3 separate regions of the Homo sapiens genome follow, and regions 1 and 3 are each linked to region 2. Evidence: chromatin contacts called from ENCODE Hi-C or POLR2A ChIA-PET data. All regions are on one chromosome and are shown on one strand. Each heading gives the region's core, a stretch centred on a gene start or an enhancer-like site at or near the end of the contact. The rest is flanking DNA. Distances are from core to core; before and after follow the strand shown. Region 1 holds the start of FPGT-TNNI3K (FPGT-TNNI3K readthrough). Region 2 holds the start of ST6GALNAC3 (ST6 N-acetylgalactosaminide alpha-2,6-sialyltransferase 3). Region 3 holds the start of TYW3 (tRNA-yW synthesizing protein 3 homolog).

The links. A loop is a pair of places that touch in the nucleus more often than their neighbours do. ChIA-PET counts read pairs that join two places held with the same protein, here RNA polymerase II (POLR2A). Pooled maps may share reads with other maps.
Region 1: a map of CD8-positive, alpha-beta T cell shows a loop between it and region 2 (10-fold over the local background). The contact joins the promoter of FPGT-TNNI3K here to the promoter of ST6GALNAC3 in region 2. A Hi-C loop is called at or near these places in 4 of 168 maps with a recorded cell type or tissue (CD4-positive, alpha-beta T cell, CD8-positive, alpha-beta T cell and naive thymus-derived CD4-positive, alpha-beta T cell), 1 of 37 single-sample maps with no recorded cell type and 6 of 50 pooled maps.
Region 3: a map of naive thymus-derived CD4-positive, alpha-beta T cell shows a loop between it and region 2 (18-fold over the local background). The contact joins the promoter of TYW3 here to the promoter of ST6GALNAC3 in region 2. A Hi-C loop is called at or near these places in 1 of 168 maps with a recorded cell type or tissue (naive thymus-derived CD4-positive, alpha-beta T cell), 1 of 37 single-sample maps with no recorded cell type and 6 of 50 pooled maps. POLR2A ChIA-PET finds 5 or more read pairs at or near these places in 1 of 52 experiments (activated T-cell).

What each region holds. Positions count from the first base shown.
Region 1 is chr1:74,196,825-74,200,499 of GRCh38, reverse strand. It overlaps FPGT-TNNI3K (FPGT-TNNI3K readthrough), which reads right to left and starts at 2,258. Exons shown (of 27, transcript NM_001112808.3): 1 at 2,140-2,258; 2 at 669-836. The coding sequence starts at 2,221. LRRIQ3 (leucine rich repeats and IQ motif containing 3) reads left to right here and starts at 2,324. Exons shown (of 8, transcript NM_001105659.2): 1 at 2,324-2,504. FPGT (fucose-1-phosphate guanylyltransferase) reads right to left here and starts at 2,258. Exons shown (of 4, transcript NM_003838.5): 1 at 2,140-2,258; 2 at 669-836. The coding sequence starts at 2,221. RefSeq lists a silencer at 2,321-2,420.
Region 2 is chr1:76,072,968-76,076,239 of GRCh38, reverse strand. It overlaps ST6GALNAC3 (ST6 N-acetylgalactosaminide alpha-2,6-sialyltransferase 3), which reads right to left and starts at 1,494. Exons shown (of 5, transcript NM_152996.4): 1 at 1,356-1,494. The coding sequence starts at 1,373. RefSeq lists a silencer at 1,494-1,693.
Region 3 is chr1:74,731,779-74,735,025 of GRCh38, reverse strand. It overlaps TYW3 (tRNA-yW synthesizing protein 3 homolog), which reads right to left and starts at 1,874. Exons shown (of 6, transcript NM_138467.3): 1 at 1,608-1,874. The coding sequence starts at 1,781. It overlaps CRYZ (crystallin zeta), which reads left to right and starts at 1,976. Exons shown (of 9, transcript NM_001889.4): 1 at 1,976-2,070. RefSeq lists enhancers at 1,260-1,359, 1,740-2,029, 1,584-2,294, 2,890-3,179.

The DNA of each region.
Region 1 (3,675 bases), core at 1,009-3,508, 1.9 Mb after region 2:
AAGAAATAATAACAGTACTGACCTCATAGTTGTAAGGATTAAAATAATGTTGGCTAATTAGAATAATGCTAATGTCATATTAATGTCATATACAGATATCTTATCTCTGGTATCAGGGGGCTTCAACTTTAAGTATCACATAGAAAAGAGCATTCAGAAAAACAGCATTTATTTCTATTTGCAATGGACGGTCAAAGGGCAAAGTTGACCTAAACTAGGGTTTTCAAATATATGTATTATATTTAAGCCATGTGACAGTGTTCTTTTGCATTCTGCATTATGTCCCTAAGAGGTCAAGAGTATTTTTTCCCACTAATTGCTTTCTTCATGTAAATTGCTGGAGGAACTCTGGAGTGGAGAGGACCTCAAGGGTTCTACTGATAAGGTCCAAAGGAGTATTCCTATCTGAATAGTGTGAATTTCATTAAAACTAATAAAATTTTCTTTTAAGTAACATTCTGGAAGTTTTTCAAGGTAAGTCATAATGGGTAAGAACAGTTGCTATTCCTTTTATCTTTCTAAAAAAAGTCAATTTATGTTCAAATTTTAAAGTTTGTAAAGCTGTGGGTAGAGATATGCAGCTTATACACTGTAAGTCACAGAAACCTTTTCTTCAATGATTATTCTGCTTAGGACCTATATTATAAAACTGACCATAAAGCGCGTACCAATTTTGGCTCCAGCAGGATCCACAAAAACGTGATATTGAACTCCAAGGGGTAACTCCTTTCTTTTCAGCTTTTCTGACAGCTGTTGGTTGTAAGCAAGTTCCTGTTTTTCATCAGCCGCTGTTATTGCAACTATGTCCCAGAATTCTCCACGTGCTACAAGTTTGCCTATTTGGAAAAAGCAAGGAAATGAAAACAAAAATTATCAGAATTTTCTAGTTGCCACAGGTTTGCCTATTGAGAAAGATGATAAAGAAGGTAATATCCATTATCATCTTCCAAAATGTATCTTTGGCTTTTGAAAGTTAGGGAATAATTAGTGGTGCATTAATACGATTCAAAATAGTTATAATGAAGACTGTTCACAAGTTCCTTTTTTTTCTTTTAGATCACTCCCTCCTTTTATGGTTTGCAATCCAATTTAATTATAAATTCTGAATGACATAATGTTTCTTGATTAAGAGAGCGACTTTTAACTTGCCAAAGACTATTGCCTCAATTCTTCAATAAGAAGAGGAGATAAACATAAACAAATCTCCAGCTTTGCAAATCAATTCTTATGTATCACGGACACTTGGTGTTAGGTGACTAAGAAAGACACAACCCAAAGATCCCTTCCCTCAATGTTGCTGTTTATAAATGTGGGTACTTTATTTTCTATTACTTTAAGATGAACCATGCAAACTTACATAGGCTGTTAGAATATAACATAAAATTCTGGATAACAGAAGGTCCCAACTCTCTGATGACATCTTTAAAAGACAGTGTGCACTTTTAGTAGACAGTTGGAATCTCTTTATTGATAAACAAAATGATTTAGCATTTTAATTAGTTAACAAACAGAACTTGTCAGCTAGAATCTAATAGTCCTGAAAGTTTTACTGTTATCCAAGAATTAGTCCCAGTATTTTTTAAGCAGTCACTGCAACACAAATATAATCACTTTTATTAGACAGGTGTACAGGGATTAAGTGTCATAGCCAATTTTTTGATAACAAATTTCTTCCTTTTAATTTTTAATCCATAATTCCTCCATGTTCTGTTACTCCCTCAACAAACGGTTACATTACAGAAGTAGATGAACGTAATGTAAAGCGTGAAGTAGATAGGGGGCTGGCATCTACTCATAAAGTTCAAAATACTGTGCTTCGTATCTTTTAGATTTATTTAAAGCAACTTTTATTAATGAGCTAATCAATGCATAACTTCACTAGTAAGATTTTCTTCTTCTTCCTCCGCCCTCATTTTTAATATCTATACTACTAAGAATAAAGTAAGCAACAAGCATGTCAAGCAGGGACAGTGAAAAGAATAAAAAACTCAAAAGGATTATTAGCTAGCTACTCCTGGGGAGCGTCATAGGCCTACAGATGAGAAGTAAACGGGAAGTGACAGTCCAGCAAACCTCCTGGCACGTAAAAGCACCCTCCCTCTGCATTGCCCAGGAGAACTCCGGTGCCTTCTCTGGTACCTCTTAGCTCGGAAAACCTCCGCAATTTTCGCTGGGTGGCTTCTCGCAGCGATACTTCCGGAGGGTCCCTAGCAGCTGCCATAGCCCCACCTTCCCTGAGACCGCGCCGCACAGCACGCATGCGCCCTGGGGTGCGCCTCCGCCCGGTTGTTTCTGACCCGCCCCCTCCGTGCGTCGCCCACGTAACCACGCCCCCGGAGCGCCTTGGCTGGCGCCCGGAAAACCATGATGTGGAGAACTTGGATGTTGTCTTGTTTCTCTAGCAACGGTCTCAGGAGCAGATGGCCGCCCAGCGATTTGTCTGACTGTGTTGGGGCTGGGCCACTTGTCTCCAACTCATAAGGGCTTGCAGCCCAGTTGACCCGGTGAGTGGTTCAGTTTGGGTGACAAAATTGTTAGAACCGACCCGCTAAGGATAAGGCGAAACTACATTCTAGCTTCCCAGCTTTCACATCAAAGGCGGTTCGTCCTAACTGGTGGTTTGTTTCAGCCTGGAGCAGTTCCCCAGGATAGCCTGATAGAAGATCTCCGCCATCTCTCCTTTCCCCCGCCACCCCGGGCCATCTGCCCCCAACCCTGGGTCATGATACATACACAGTCTGAATATTTAAAATCTCTGCTCTTTCTAGGAACCTTAAGTTTGTGGTTCCTAGAGAGTGAGCCACCCCACCCCTCTGTTTTTTCTTAGTAGGCTACACACGACAGCCTCTCAAATAGTGTCTTTGAAAGTTGTATAAAATTCAGTCCGCAACCAGGCTCCAAATATTTTTGGTATTTTGGTTTCTTCTCTGGCATTCTTTTGTATATGCAGATTAATCTAGAATGTTCAATAACACTCTTAGGAATAAGTCAGCCTTTTTAGGTGTTTTTTTGGGTAGCTATATAAAGGTGTTCCTGTTATAGAACACGAGGTTTCTTGGTTTTACAGACCACTTCATCTTTACACAGAAGAAAACTGAATCAGAGAATAGTGAGTTAGTCAAGGTATCACAATTAGTAAGTAATAAAAGATTTAAGAAATATATTTCAATCCCAAACCCAGAACTTGTGGTATTTCACCATACCGTTTGATTTTTTGAGACGATTTCTCTGTATCAACGTCTTCATTAGGTACGTAGACATTCAGGGCACCATAAACTCTTGTCATAAATTTACTTAGTTTTTCTTCTCAGACTTGTTATACAATCGTGTTCTAATAGTGGAAACATTTGGATAAAATGGCAGATTAGATTACTCTTTCATAGTTTTACATTTAAAACTTCATTAATTAAAAAAACAGTATCTTATTGAAGAACATTTAGAAAATACAGAGACTTGAGTGAAAGTAACCAAAGGAGAAAGTAGCGAGAGAAGGTCAGAGAGAGAACAAAGGGCCATAGGAAGAATTTTGGTTTTTACTCTTGAGGGAAACAAAGCCATTGCAGGGTTTTGAAGTGACTTGGCTTATGTTTAAAGAGATCACTCGGAGATAGGAGAATAGATTATAATGGGGGATGAGGCAATGATAGAAGCAGGGAGACTTCTTTGGAGGTTACT
Region 2 (3,272 bases), core at 245-2,744:
ATCATGCTCCTCAATGTCCCTTTCAGCAAATAACACAATGAATAGTAAAGATGACTCATATTCATATTTCAGTCCTTGTGCTAAGAGCCTCCCGGTCAAATACCCCATACTGTAATACTGATGTATTATTTCCTCATGTCCTGGAAAATGTTCTGAAACAAAAAGAGGAAGTTCAGAAAGCTCACAGGAAACTTCTGATCTCCTTTACGCAAAGAAGGGGAAACAACTTCTACGAGGTTAGTCTCTTATTTTCATCATTGACACCAGGCACGTTAGAAGACGATTCAGGTAACCAGAACACAGTAGATGACTTAATATCATCTTATAGAGAAATAAATGCTACTTCACAATAACACAACAACAACGAATTGTTTCCTGGTATTTTCCATCGTCACACAGTTCCCCCAGGCTTGGACAACTAGGTCTCTGCATTCTCCAGTCAAGGCCCAGGAAACTTTCATGCTGTTCATGTTTTTGATTCATGCATCCAGGTTATGTTCTTGTAGAAAGGTAGTGCAAAAAAAAAAACGAGGGCAGGGGAGGCCTCTACCAGTGGGATGGAAAGTTCTTTTTAAGTGAGGCCCTCACACCAAGTTCTCCCACCTGAGGCCACAAGTCTGTGAACCCAGAAAGATGCTCAGGTGAGGCTAAGAATCCGGTCTTGGAGAAAGAAAACTCAACAAAGAAGGGATGGCTGAGCGCACTCTGGCAGAGCATAAAATCATTTTGTCTATTCAAATTTATGAGCATAAAGAGAGTGAGAGGTTCTCTACTAACATATACATCCTCGTGTGAACTTTTCCAAAGTAGAGCTAAGGGCAAACAGAGCTAGCAGATCTCATAGAAAACTCATTCCTAAGGGACTACCTGTAAACTCAGAAGTTTCTGTCTTCACATGATCAAATGCACAGTAGAGCCCACCTCCGCTCACTCTTCCCTCCATTTAAAGCGCTATGCCCCTCACCACCAGCAACTCACGCCTAGCCACTCCACCCCTCCCCGTGGCCCCTGAAAGGCCTCAGGCTCCACAGAGCCGCGGGACCCGCGGGAACACCCCTCCTCTCCCTACCATCCCCATTATTCGGCACACAGCCCTGCTCTCCCCTGGAGCCAACAGTCTGCAGCTCCTTCAATGCAGGCGCGAGCAGGAGGCAGGAATGGTGGGAAAAGAAGCTGTGCCAGCTGCATGTTTCAGAATCTCCCTCCATATGCATTTGCCAAAGGAACAAAAAGAAAATCAATGCCAGGAAAAGACAACTGAGATGAGGATGCGGTGGGACCGCGGCTGACTCCGTGCCTCTGAGCAGCAAGGGGCTGGCCAACCACGCGTCCGAGCCACAGATCCAAGTCGTTACCTTCAGGATGCAGGCCATGGCGCTCCGCCGGCCCTCCTGCCACCGAGCAGCGGGCGCGCCTGGGTCAGGGGCAGTCCTGGGGGCAGGCTGGAGGCTGGTACCACGGCAGGACCTCTCCAGCCCACATTCCCGCAGATCCAAATAAGGGGACCGCGGTGTAAGCTGCGCCGCCACAGACCCCGCCCCCCGAGCCGCGGCCCCGCCCCCGTCCCCATCCACTGGCCCGCGGCCCGCGCGGCCCCGCCCCCGGGTCACGTGCCGTCCTGGGCGCCGGCGCCGGCGGCTCCTCAGTGCCTGCTACTTCTTTCTCTTGTTTTCTTCTGTGAACCTTTCGCGGCTCGACGTGCGCAGAGTGCGCTCTGCAGCAGGCGGGGACCTGGGTCCCGCGGGGGGCAGAGTACGGCCTTTTCTTCTCGGTTCCGTCTCCTCTCACACATCAGAGAACTCCTTTTTACAGACGTTTCACACTTTGTCAAAGTTGAGTGGGTTTGGCATCGCCCTTCTGGAGACTTTGGGCACATCAAAGGGCTTTTCAAAAGTAGCAACGAAGTTCTCCCTGGGCTGTTCAAGGATTGAGCCTTCACTCTGTGATGGGCTTATCTAAAATTAATAATTTACCGCTAATAAGTGAGCACAAATATCAACGAAAGAAAGACGTCATGAACCTTACACTCTGTATGGTATATTTTGTGTGTGTGTACATATTTTACATATACATGTATGTGTGTATAATATATAAATTATTGCCTTTTCCTGGTACAAGCTTGTTTATGAAATTGTATATGCATGATATACAGTATACAGATACAGGATGCACACATGTGTATATTGTATTATATATGTACATGTTGATTGTACAGTATATGTTTATAAACTGTGTATGTGTACATGATAGGACTTTGCTCTTCCCTGCTCCAAGCAAGAGCCGGCTAAGAGAAGCAGTTATTTCTACAAGGAGAGTAAACGCATTGCAGAAGGGAGAGAGCATTCCGTGTACACACACAGATTTTTACCACTTGGTCTGTCAGAAAAATTTTAAAAGCGGCCCCCAAATATCTACCCAAAAGAAGTTTCACTTGCTAGAAGCTCCGTCTAGTTTGCCTCCATGGAATCAGGAAAAGCACTGTGGGCTGGTGGTGTCATGAGATTGGCTCACAAACCACAAGGCAGAATCCAGGCTTTCAAGGAATTTGGTATTTTCTTGATGAGAACATGCAGAATTCTTAGAGAGCAGGAGTAACCACAGGAAGGAGGTTGCAGAAGCTGAGCCTGTGGATGAACTGCCTGTCCCATGGGAAGCTCCTGTCTTCAGTCTCCCTGGAATACCACACCCTGCTCTTCGACTTCTTCCTCCCGCCCCTCCCTCCTCTGCCTTACAGATCCGGTGTGTTTTTAGTAAGAATTCTTTGTTTGGGACTATATACTTTAAACCGCTGCTTTAGCTCATGGTCCTTCATAGGCCAGGAAAATTCAGTATTTCATTCATTTACTCATCCCTTGATTGATTCCACAAACTTTTTTATTGAGCCACTACTAAATGGAAGAATAAACTTTATTCACCTTCCACTAAGTGGAGGAAAAATCTTTATTGAAGACCTTTCAGGGATAGGAGAATGACTTTCAGAATATCTAACATCAAGGTGGGCTCACAGTTAAGTGAGAAAGACAAGAATAAGAGATACATGATACTATAACATGGAAAGGGCCTTAGCCAAATTGGAAGCAAAGATCTCAGGAAGGAGAAAGAGAAACACCTGACCGTCCCCCAGCCCGACACCCGTAAAGGGTCTGTGCTGAGGAATATTAGTAAAAAAGGAAGGCCTCTTGCGGTTAAGAGGAAGGCCTCCGTCTCCTGCATGTCCCTGGCAGAACAGCAGAGCAAAGGGGTGAGGGTGGGCAGAGCACATCGTTCTCTCT
Region 3 (3,247 bases), core at 625-3,124, 1.3 Mb after region 2:
GCCATTGCTCTGAAGGTGATGGAAGTGATTTAAAAATGAACAGGCCCTGCTAACTTGAGAGATCAGCAAATAAATGATCAGTCAATAATGGACCTAAAGAATGAGCCTAACAATGTGCTGTCTTCCATGCTCTTAAGCCAATACTACGAATAAAATCAGTACACAGCCAACTTTTACAGTGCATGGGCCAGGCACAAAGCCAAATATTTCAAAAAAAATTATCCTATTTTCTCCACACAAAATCCCTATAAAGCAGATACTTTTTATTATCCTCAGTTCATAGAACAGGAAGGGGCAGAGTTGAGATAGCTTTCCTAAGGTCACATAGCCCGTGGTTTTTAATCTAAGCAGTATCACTCCCAAGCAGCCTTATCCTCAGGGGATATGTCCCAAGACCCCCTAGTGGATGCCTGAAACCTCAGATCAATTTCTTTTTCCTTCTTCACTTCACAATTTCACTGACAAGATTCATTCTTTCCGTAGATCTTAGCAACCTCAGCATATGCTGTTTTTTCTTTCCTTAAGTCTTTCCTTAAGAACTTTCACCTTTTCACTTCAAAAAAGCACTTTAAAACTTACTGTTGGCAGATCCAAATCGCCAGCATCATTACTCCCGTACTTTGGGGCCATTATTAAGTAAAATAAGAGTTACTTGAACACAAGCACTGTGATACCACCACAGTCGATCTGATAACCCAGAAGGCTACCAAGCAGCTAAAGGGCAGCAAGAATATATAGTGGAATATTCTGGACAAAGGGATGATTCACCTTCCATTCTGGAAGGAGCTGGTTGGCTCAAGATTTTATCACGCTACTCAGAACAGCATGCAATTTAAAACTTACTAATTGTTTATTTCTGGAATTTTCATTTAATATTTTCAGACTGCTGTTGACTGGGGTAACTGAACCTGCAAATAAGGAGGTATGGCTTGTACAGCTGCTTCTTGATTTATGATGGGGTTACATCCCAATAAATCCGTCATAAGTGGAAAATGTAAGTCAAAATGCATTTACTACCCCTGTAAACCCATCATAAAGTTAAAAAAAAAAGTCTAACCATCCTAAATTATATACGATCGTACTTTTCTCTGCGTAAAACTACTAGAGTTGTAATAATGGAGGGGCTCACTAGGAGGCAGTAAACTCCTTAACACTGGTGATGTTCAAGCATGCAGTAACAATGATTTGCCAGAGCTGTTGATGAGCGGATTCCGGCATTCAATACCTTAGCAAGCTACAAAGTCTTTAGATTCCCTTAGTATTCATATAATAAAATCAAATTTTCTAAACTTTGCCACACAAGATAGTTCCCAGGTCAGCAGTTTCAACATCATTTGGGCACTTGTTAGAAATGCACAGTATCAGGCCCTACCCTACACTTAAAGAATCGGGATCTGTATTTTAAAAGATGCTCAGCTGATTAATAGCCACGTTAAACTTTTAGAAGCACTGATCTAATCCCCTAAATTTCACATATAAAGAAACAGAGACCACCCCTCAGAGGAGCAAACACAGACATGCTGGATCCGGTCGTCACTGGATGGGAACAGGGCTCCTGAAGTTTCGCACTAGAAGGCAGGCGATGGACAGGCGCAAAGGGGCCTCACCCGGTCAAGGAGTAGGATGCGGCCAGCGCAGGAGCTGGTGGTGAAAAACTGATCTCGCATGTTCAGAAACTGCACAAGCTCTACCACATCCTCGTCAACACTGCCCTTCCGGCTGAGGTCCGCTTTGCTCAAACATTGCGCCTTCCATTTCCTGAACTCCGCGCTGCGATCCATGGGTGACGGACTCAGGGTCTGCGCTCGGCTCCTTCATGGTAGCCTCGTCTCTCCCTGGGGGCAGCCATATTGAAGCGAGCGGTGGCCGAAAAGGTCCAAACTTCCTCTTCGTTCTTAATTTGGGAAATTCTAGTGCCTTCGCCTAGGGGTGGAGAGAGGCGCACATCCTGGGTGGAGCGAGGCGCACATCCTGGGTGGAGCCTGCAAAAGTTGGAGAAGGTGTGGCAGTCCTCATTTCTGTGGAATCTGAAGAAGCCCACGCAGATTTTAATTCCCACTCTAGATTCTGGTAAGTGGTTTTAAAAACTCTCCTTAGTTGTTTAGACAGCGAATCTCCCCACTGCTCGTCCAAGTGGAACCGAGTTTGATTTTGGCTGCACCCCTTTCCTGCCCTCTGTCCTCCCAGAGAACTAGTGCGTAGAGCTCCAGACCGAAGCCATTCCCCTCCAGGGGCTGCAAGTTCCCATCCATAAATCAGGTAGGAAGTTTTGCCTTCTGGTCCTGGGCTCCTAGCCCTGGTCCTGCGTTTAGGCTCTGAGTTTAGGCTACCACACCATGAGGTGTCCGTTGGCACTACCCCTGCCCAGCCTCCGCCCCCCGCACTCCCTGTCCCCCAGCCCCACGCTGCACCCCCCCCCCCCCCCCCCGCCAGTCACCCGCTTGATTTTTCCCTGCAGCCAGTGCCTGGGTTTGGGGATTCCTGCAGCAGCGCCCAGCGGTCTGTCCAGGGCCCCTTCCCACAGCCCAGCTCTCAGCTGTAGAGGATTTGTCCTAGGTAGGGCCCCTTCCCACAGCCCAGCTGTAGGGGATTTCTTCTCCTAGGTAGGGCCCCTTCGCACAGCCCAGCTGTAGGGATTTGATTTCTTCTCCTAGGTAGGGCCCCTTCCCACAGCCCACCTGTCAGCTGTAGGGGATTTCTCCTAGGTAGGGCTCCTTCCCACAGCCCAGCTGTGGGGGATTTCTTCTCCTAGGTAGTGCCCCTTCGCACAGCCCAGCTGTAGGGGATTTGATTTCTTCTCCTAGGTAGGGCCCCTTCCCACAGCCCACCTGTCAGCTGTAGGGGATTTCTCCTAGGTAGGGCTCCTTCCCACAGCCCAGCTGTAGGGGATTTCTTCTCCTAGGTAGTGCCCCTTCGCACAGCCCAGCTGTAGGGGATTTGATTTCTTCTCCTAGGTAGGGCCCCTTCCCACAGCCCAGCTGTGGGGGATTTTTTGTCTTGGATTCCCACAATTACAGGTTTCCCGGAGCTTCCTCCAGCTTTGCCATCAGGATTGCAGTCTTTGAGAGAAATGTATAGTTTTATTGACCCTGTGACGCCCACCACCTAGAATAATCTTCAAAAGAAAATTACAAAACACCCTGTTAACACATCGTTGGATGTTTATACTGAGTTTCTAGAGGAGACTCAGTGACCAGGGAAGGTGTGTCAATGATTAAACCTAAAGGCTAAAGTTTGGAATGCTTGT